Linked DNA regions of Homo sapiens: region 2 is linked to region 1. Evidence: chromatin loops called from intact Hi-C (ENCODE). Cell type or tissue: GM12878. All regions are shown on one strand.

The links. A loop is a pair of places that touch in the nucleus more often than their neighbours do. Peaks named below come from ENCODE experiments on the same cell type or tissue, not always from the same donor. Only the 100,000 strongest peaks of a DNase experiment are listed, where the experiment ranks them.
Region 2: it touches region 1 in a loop (4-fold over the local background); 6 of 110 quality-filtered maps call a loop at or near these places.

What each region holds. Positions count from the first base shown.
Region 1 is chr7:46,152,191-46,156,190 of GRCh38, reverse strand. No RefSeq gene overlaps it. Among named protein-coding and RNA genes, the nearest start is that of IGFBP3, 230 kb to the right of the region's middle. RefSeq lists enhancers at 1,406-1,700, 1,848-1,917. In GM12878, no CTCF peak of the experiment used is centred here; a DNase peak (open chromatin) is centred at 2,210; H3K27ac peaks cover 1,329 bases.
Region 2 is chr7:46,289,741-46,293,740 of GRCh38, reverse strand. No RefSeq gene overlaps it. Among named protein-coding and RNA genes, the nearest start is that of IGFBP3, 370 kb to the right of the region's middle. RefSeq lists an enhancer at 2,664-2,743. In GM12878, no CTCF peak of the experiment used is centred here; DNase peaks (open chromatin) are centred at 1,920, 2,490 and 3,005; H3K27ac peaks cover 785 bases.

The DNA.
Region 1 (4,000 bases):
GAGACTCCCTTAACTGGTATCTAGTTACATGTTTCGAGAAGCATGTTTTTCGTAATTTTTAATATAAACATTGCAGATATATCATGCTAATTGATACACACTACATATCTGCACCCTGACCCAAGGAGAAAAAAATTGGCAAACTTACAGACAAATTGGAGAAATATTCATAAGATGAGCTTGTTTTAAAGCAATATCTACATTATACATTTCTGAGAATATATTTTCAAATGAAATGTTTAAATTATGAGGTGTCTTTTCTTCTTCACTGGAGAAGAAACTGTCATTTTTGGAAAAAAGTCTATTCCACTTAACTATTTCAGAAAATTTTAATTATGTTAATTAGTCTAAAAACATCATGTGTGCATGTGTTTGTGCACATAAGTGTATATGTTTTTTAAGGAATAATGTTATGTTTGCAGAAAGCAAGGCAGAGAAGAATGATAATCCATAGCAATTAATCCCTGGTAACATTATAGGTTGACGTTTTCATTGCACTGTATTCATGATTCATAGAACTATCAAACTGCAAAGTACTCACATGTCATTTATTTGAACAAGCCTAAGCATAGGTGTCCAAAGTCCCTTAAGTGACACCCACAGAGACATTCTCCTGGTGCCTGACTGACTTTGCTAACAGTGAAGAAATATCTGTCTCTTGGGTTTAATACCTAGTGAATCTTACTGGCCACCCCCAACCAGGGGCTGGAGGGCAGGGGACCCAGAAATAACACTGGTAGAGGTCCGCCTGTTAGGGAGCACAGTAGGGCAGAAAGGGGTGCAGAGGAGGTCCCTGGGGCCAGCGGGGAATATCTGGCACACGCCAAATGCTCCTCTAGCCATTGGATGGCAAGAATTAAACAGTTCTTTGTAGTTCTCATTCAGAACTCTCAATCTCATAAAAAGGGATTAAGACCTAGATGAGGAAAGTGACCTCCCCAGGACCCCCAGAAAGGTAGCTGTGGGTCATCAGAAGACAGCTTTGAGACTCCTGGTACACAACTCTTTAGTCTGCTAGGTGGACTTGTCAGCTCCTCTTAGGGCAGAGATGATAGTCTGGTTGTGGAAGAGAACAGTGAAGTGTCCCTCACTTGGAGCCGACCCTGAATTCTGGCTTGAAGGATCTTGCAAGTTGTTTAATTGGGATAGTCACAGACAGCCTCTGCGTGCCTGAGATGAGTGGTCTCGACCTGAGGAGCAAAAAGGCAAATAGTGCTCCAGAACAAGTTAGCTCTTTTTAAGAAGCCAAAGTTAAAATTCTTGTAATCCTTTTTGGCTTGGAAATGGAAAAAAAAAATACAATCAGGAAAATGAGAATTAGATTTGCAAACGATATTTTAATAAAAATAGGATAATACAAAAATCTCATTTTAAAATTTGTTTAAAATGTATCCATTATGTTTTAATGATAACTCAGAGTTATCCCTGATGAGGCAACAGGAGGAGGCAGAGAAATGCCCCAACTTTTGAACTTTGTACGATGTACATGGGTGGCAAAGTTACCCAGAAACATGTGGCCTAAGCAGAAGCAAAGGTCACTGGTTTATACAAACTAAACAAAGTAGAGTGTCCTGAGGAACAGTGCACAATGCTGTCATCTAGCAACTGGGAGCCACTACTCTAGGGGCCTCTAGGGGTCTCTGACATCAGCTTTTGCCCTTAACTTCCCCCTGGCTACGTTTGAGACAGATGATCTTGTGGTGTAAGAAACCTCCAAGGCTGAGTCCCTGCCAGGTGATTCAGGGCCATGGAGAAAGCACTACCCTGCTTAGTAGAAATTCCTTCCCCAGAATCCTCGTTGGCTTGCCCTCAGGATTTTTTACTTTGTTTACTATGTTTTACTCAAAGGTGATATCACCCAAAAGGTGGGGAAGGCATTACACATTCTCTCCCCACACCATTTGGAAATCCCCTAACAAGCATTACTAAAGCCCAGCCCTGCTTAGCTGGTGAAATCTCACTAATCTCTTGCCCAGGGCACTGCAATTCCAGTGACTGGTCCACGTGGAGAATTGCTAAAGGAGGTTTCTGTGTGTGTTTCAGCTTGGTAGAGACAACTCAGCAGGTGATGCCTCCAGGCTGCCCTCAGGAGAGGCAGGTGCTTCACAGCTTCTGCTCTGCAGGCTCGACATCAACTTGTGACACTGTGGAAGGAGCGGGCACCTCACCCTCCACAGTGTGTGGCTAGAACAGTCATCCAGTCCACACAGCACTTTCTGTTCCACAACCAGCCCAAACTGCCTTTACAATGCATTAGAAAAGCCACCCTTCCTCCAGCAAGTAGTTGCTATCTGCTGCAACATAGTTGTCAGAAACATGTAGATCTACAAGATCTGTTTGTGTAGAGAGCCCCAGGATTTGATGCCCTAAATGGTGGGTGGACCAGGGAACATGACACTCCTTCACAGCTGTGGGACCTCAGTGTCAGAAGCATCAAATGATGTGTCTCACATTGCACTACCTAAAATGAGTTAGATTTAGTTCTGTGGGCTAAAAATGGAAGTGAGAAAGGAAAAAACAAGACTTAACACCACAGCCTGCTGATAATGGCCCGAATGTTTAGGAGAAATGACAATGTATCCTTAGAAGGATTTTTTGTTTTGTTCTGTTTTGTTTGTTTGTTTGTTTTTTGCTAAAGTCTCCAAGTTTTTCTTCCCCCTAACACAGGCAAATACACAGGAGTACCTGCTTTTCCTTTTAGATTTTCACCTGACTTTTAGGGTCACATGCATGCAAGCTGAATATGCTTTTCTTAGAGCCAGTGGGATTTGCAAGAGGAGTATGTCTACTGGCATTAAAATGAAAGTATTGTCAAAAATGTCAATGGTAGACCACCATAATGTGTGTGTTTGTGTGTATGGGCATGTGTGTGTGTGCGTGTGAGTGTGTGTATTAAAAATAAGTTTTGAACTTTCCTAGAAAATTTTTATGGTGGTCTACCGTTGACATTTTTTTGTGTGTGTCTACACAATTCAATATTACTCAGCAATAAAACGAAAGCCACTACTGATACACACATGAATGTGGGTGGGTCTCTAAAACAAGGCTGAGGGAAAGAAGCCGTGAAGTCTTTTCTACATGTATGCATTGGTTGGGTCGTTGGTTGGTTGGTTGGTTGGTTGGTTCTGACAGGAAGCATGTTGTTCTGGATCCAAGACAGACCTGATGATTCACAGAGCATCTTGTGTCAGTTCCCCATGCAGCCCCTCCCCATGGGACGATGCAAGAAGAGCAGTGGGCACCTACACATGTGATTTGGTTTGTGCCACAAGAAGGAGCTCCAAATCATAAATCTTGCAGCTTATGTGGGTGGCTGGTACAGCTGCCTGGCTCCCCCTCTGGAGGAAAGAGAGAAACCTGGTTTTTTTGTTTTTTTTTTTTTTTGACATAAACAGATCCTCTCAGGTGGGAAGGAGAAGCCTTCAGGTCCATTGCCCTTTGGAATGTAAGCTAATGGCTGCAGAGCAGATGAACCATAGTGTTTCTGGAATAACTCCCCATCTCTAACTTCCCAGACATGGTTACCATCAATCATCCTTCAGCCCAGGTGGCCAGGACTTTTTGCTTAAAAGCCCAGATCATGCAAAAACTTGAAAATATTCATGGAGTGTTGTTTTTTGACAGAAGCCAGACATAAAAAACTCCATACAGTATAATTTTTTGTTAGGAAATCTAAAACATCGAAGTGAATGTGTAGTCACTGAATGCAATCAGCAGCTTTCTGGGGCTGGGACAAGTTGGGTGATGGACAGTAAAGGGGAAATTTCTGAGGTGATGGGAATGCTCTATGTCTTAATTTTTGTCACAGTTTCACCACTGTAATATTTGTCAAGTTTCATCCAACTGAACAGTTAAAAGCAGAGCATTTACAGTCATGCTGGAATCCTCAGTAACATTGTTGACAAGTCCAGCTTGGACAGATTCCTTTGAGTTGTTTACATGGAGACTGGTGGGCAGCTTCCAGCCACACTGGCCAGTGCTCCTACTTCTATACCACTCT
Region 2 (4,000 bases), 140 kb before region 1:
AATACATATGGAAGAAAATGAAGTTGCATCCTTACAATACTCCTTAAACCAAAATAAACGCTGGTTGGATTGCCTGTTTACACCAGAAGAACACAATAAGCCATACAAGTAAGAAAAAAAGAAAACATGGGTAATTTTTGTAACTTTAATTTGAGTAGGAGGATGTTTTCCTTAAATGTATAATTCCCTAAAATAAAATGCATACTGTCATTTTTTTCTTCCAGTGTAGCAGAAAAAGGGGAGAAAGAGAGAGTGTCTGTGTACAGATATTTTTAGAGATATTCAAAGGGTAGGAGACAAGAAACTACAGAAAAATGGACAAGGTGCATTAAACAGACAATTCCCTGAAAAGGAAATCCAAATGCCACTTGAAGCTCTGCTAGATGACCTAACCTGGCTCATAGTTAAACAACTGAAACAAGGACAAAATATTGTGCTCCTCCTCTCAGACTGCAGACACCAATATGTTTAGTAATGGACTTTTCTTTTGAAGTTATTGGGAAACAGGAACCTCGGATATAAACGTTTGGTTGTGAGCGTTCACTGCACACCTATTTGCAGTTGATTTGGCAGTGCTGGCAGTTTCATCCAACATGAAATTCTAGCCATGTGGAAAACAAGCGTGCATCCCCTTTATCATTTCACTTTTAGTGAGTTGAGCTGCATACGTACACATAGGTGCTCACACACGTGTACAGATGTGTGCACATTCATCGAATTCAGTGTGGTAGGAAATGACTGGAGAACATTCCCAGTGTTCAGCAGTGGGTCATAAATCGTGGCTAAAAAGAGTTCATTGAAACCATGAAACACAATATAGTCATTAAAATGTTCTCCAAGTGATGAAAGGAAAGAAATCCTAGAGATTAAGGGAAAGAAGGTAAATGAAAAAAGTGTGTAAAGAAGTGGGGTGGTAAACTTTGTCACGTAAATGCCTGTGCACTCATGTCTGCAAAGGTACAAAGAAAGCGGGAGGACAATCATGGGGAACTCCCTCAGTGAGCCTGGTATGGGGTTGCGGGAGAAGAAATACTTTTTTTAGTGTATTATTTTATGGCACTTGAATTTTCTACTTTAAACAGTTTTATTAAAAATACTATGTTTTTAAAATAGACTTTTGCAGGTAGCATATAAAACCTCATCAGAGAAAATGAAAGAAAAGTAAAGTGAGAAACAGACAAATGGATCCAGAGAACAGATCCTTTTCCCAAATGCATCTTAAGCAAGACCCAACAGTTGGCTGTTAGAGAATTTCCAGGACCCCCAGCCGCTGTCAGTATAACTTTATAACTGAACCATTTAGAAATGAACATAATCTGTAAGTAAAGTTGGCCACATCTAACCTTCTGAGTGCATGTGGCTGTTTTTTTTTTCTCCAATACTTAAATTTGAGGCTATTTCTGTGCAGAATAGAAGTATTTTTATGTGTGTTTTCTTGTCTGTAGCAATTGAGATATCAGAAGGAATGAAAAGTACATCTTTGATCTATTCACTATGGAGGCTTTTAAATTTTTGATTTCCAGCCCAAATTTCAAACTCAAATAGGAATAAAATAGGTACTGTTATAAATAAACACCACAACAGTAACAAATACAAAGGAAAAAGGAAGCCAGGGACCAAACAGCAGCTTCCTCATTCTTCCTTTCCTGAACTGGCAGTTCTGGGATGGATTGGCAAAAGTCATGTGAAGTGTGGGGTTTATGGCCTGTTTTTGCTGGTCCCAAGGGCTCCAGGTTAAGAGTTCTGTTGACAGAGGCCAAGGGAGCCCCTGTTTACTGGGGAAACGAATGTTTCTTTACAGCAAAGGCTGGGTAATCCCAGATGCTGAACTAAGAAACAGCTTGTTCTTTGTATCAAGGAATTTACTCTTAAAGCATGCTTCTTATTTTTAGATTTCAAACCCCAAGGGCTTTGACTGTGGCTGAGTCAGTGTTCCCTGAAACTATTAGTATATTGCTCTCACACATCAAGTTTTAGTATGAATCATTAAAAATAACACTGCACGTAACCCGCCAGTTTTGTTAAGTAGATGGACAGGTAAGAGGGATGACTATTTATCCTAGACCAGATCAAAATGGGCTCAGGATTCTCAAATGACACATTTAAGGAATAAGTAACTAATTCATTAATTCGGTTTGATCATTGTTTTATTTGTGTTTTGGGTTTTGTTTTGCTTTCTTTTTCTAGAAAATCAAGGCACAGAGCTACACGATGTCCTTACCCAGTAGAATCCAGTCTACTAAGGAATAAGATCAACTTTCAGGTGACCAAGAATTATGATCAATCATTCCCTGGGTATTCTTGTTTCATCACCCATCCATCAACACACAAGAGACAAAAAACCCTTTCACAGCCTCCTTGAGAGATGTTGTGCAGGTGAGATGCATGTATTTGCCCAGAGTTGTGGGCTGAGATCAGGGGCCTCTGGAGTAATGTGGGCAATGCAGGTAATGGGATCAGAATGACTCCGCAGGCCTGCGAGCCACGCCTGACAGAGCCAGCTGTGCACTCCCTCTCCAGAAAGGAGAGGTCTGAGTAATGGTGGCCAGGCTCCTCTCTGGCTGGGTGGGTGGCTCCTCTGGCCTAAAGCCAGAGAGCAGCTTCTCAGATTAAATCAACGTTTTGCACCATGCCCTGAAGCAAGTGGGGCCGTTTCCAGGGACAGCTTTGGGTTTAGTGTGCTGACTGTGTGTCCCAGCTGAGCCATCTCAGTGGCACCCAGTCCTGGTGTCTGGACATCTGGGAGATTTCTATTCTTAACCAGGTAGCCCTGAAAACCAAAGCCTCAACTTAGTCTCTTAAAAAAGGGGGAATTATAGTCCCCATGCAACAGGGTAGGTATTCACTAAATACCAGTTCCTTCCTCTTTAGAGGTTATAAAACCTTGGTTAACAGATAAGTGCAGAAAGTCAACACTCAGTTCCTGCTTGTTGAATCTGAACCACCACTGGAAGAAAGGCAGGCAGGGGTCTTCCCTCTGGTCAGCAGCACTTTCAGATCTAGGGGCTGAATAAAGGATCTACTTCCTCCTAGTTACACATTTAATGTGGACCCTTCTCTGTGAAGAGGGATATTCATTTGCAAGTCTTCTTTAGTGCCAGCACTGGAGGCTACTGCTGACCCAGAAGGAGGGGGTCTGGTGCACACCTTATCAAACATGTCAACACCACTTAAAGCAATGGGCTCAGGAGCCCAAGCCTCACTCCTGAACCCTCCTCTCTAAAGCTTCCCAGACAGGGGCTGAGGTATAATGATTGCATGTTGCAATAAAGCTGACCTAAAAGGTCTCCAGCAACACAGGCATTTAGCACAATGAAATCATACAAAAGTGGAATTCTGTGCAACGTTGTACCAATGGCAGGGCAGTGGGCATGCCCCCCATTCTGGGTGCAGGCAGTGAGGGGTACATTGTCTGCAGAAAACTTAAAGACAATCATAAAACCCTATAAAAATCAGCCTGGTTTTCATCACCAGTGTTTGCCAGAGATTCTAAACAACACCAGTGATAAAATGCTCCTTTACCCCAAAAAGATGTTGTTGGCCTATGACCTAAATCACTGCTCCCAGCTACATAGCTGGAGGATTCAGCTACAACTGCTCACTTCTAGAATACATTTGTAAGGCATAGAAATCCTTTGGGTTCCATTTTAGTGCAATCTGTGTGCCCAAACCCTGGGGTACAACACATTCCTGAGTTTCAAGCAGGACGTTCTAATCAGCAATGATGACACAGTGACCGTCAGGGTAGAGAAGCAATCTCAGTCTTCCTCTGGCCCTGTCAACCTGGAGCACAGTCTGGGAGGTGTGACCTCCTTGTTGAGGAAGAACAAATGTCTATATTAAATATTTTTATATTTAATATTAAAGTAAGTTCCTATATGAAATATTTCACTGAATTTGAAGAATGGATTTTTAAATGACATTTATCCTTTTGAAAACTTATTTCATCATTAAAGGATGAATCTAGAAAATAATAATGATGACTGATTATTTCATGCCT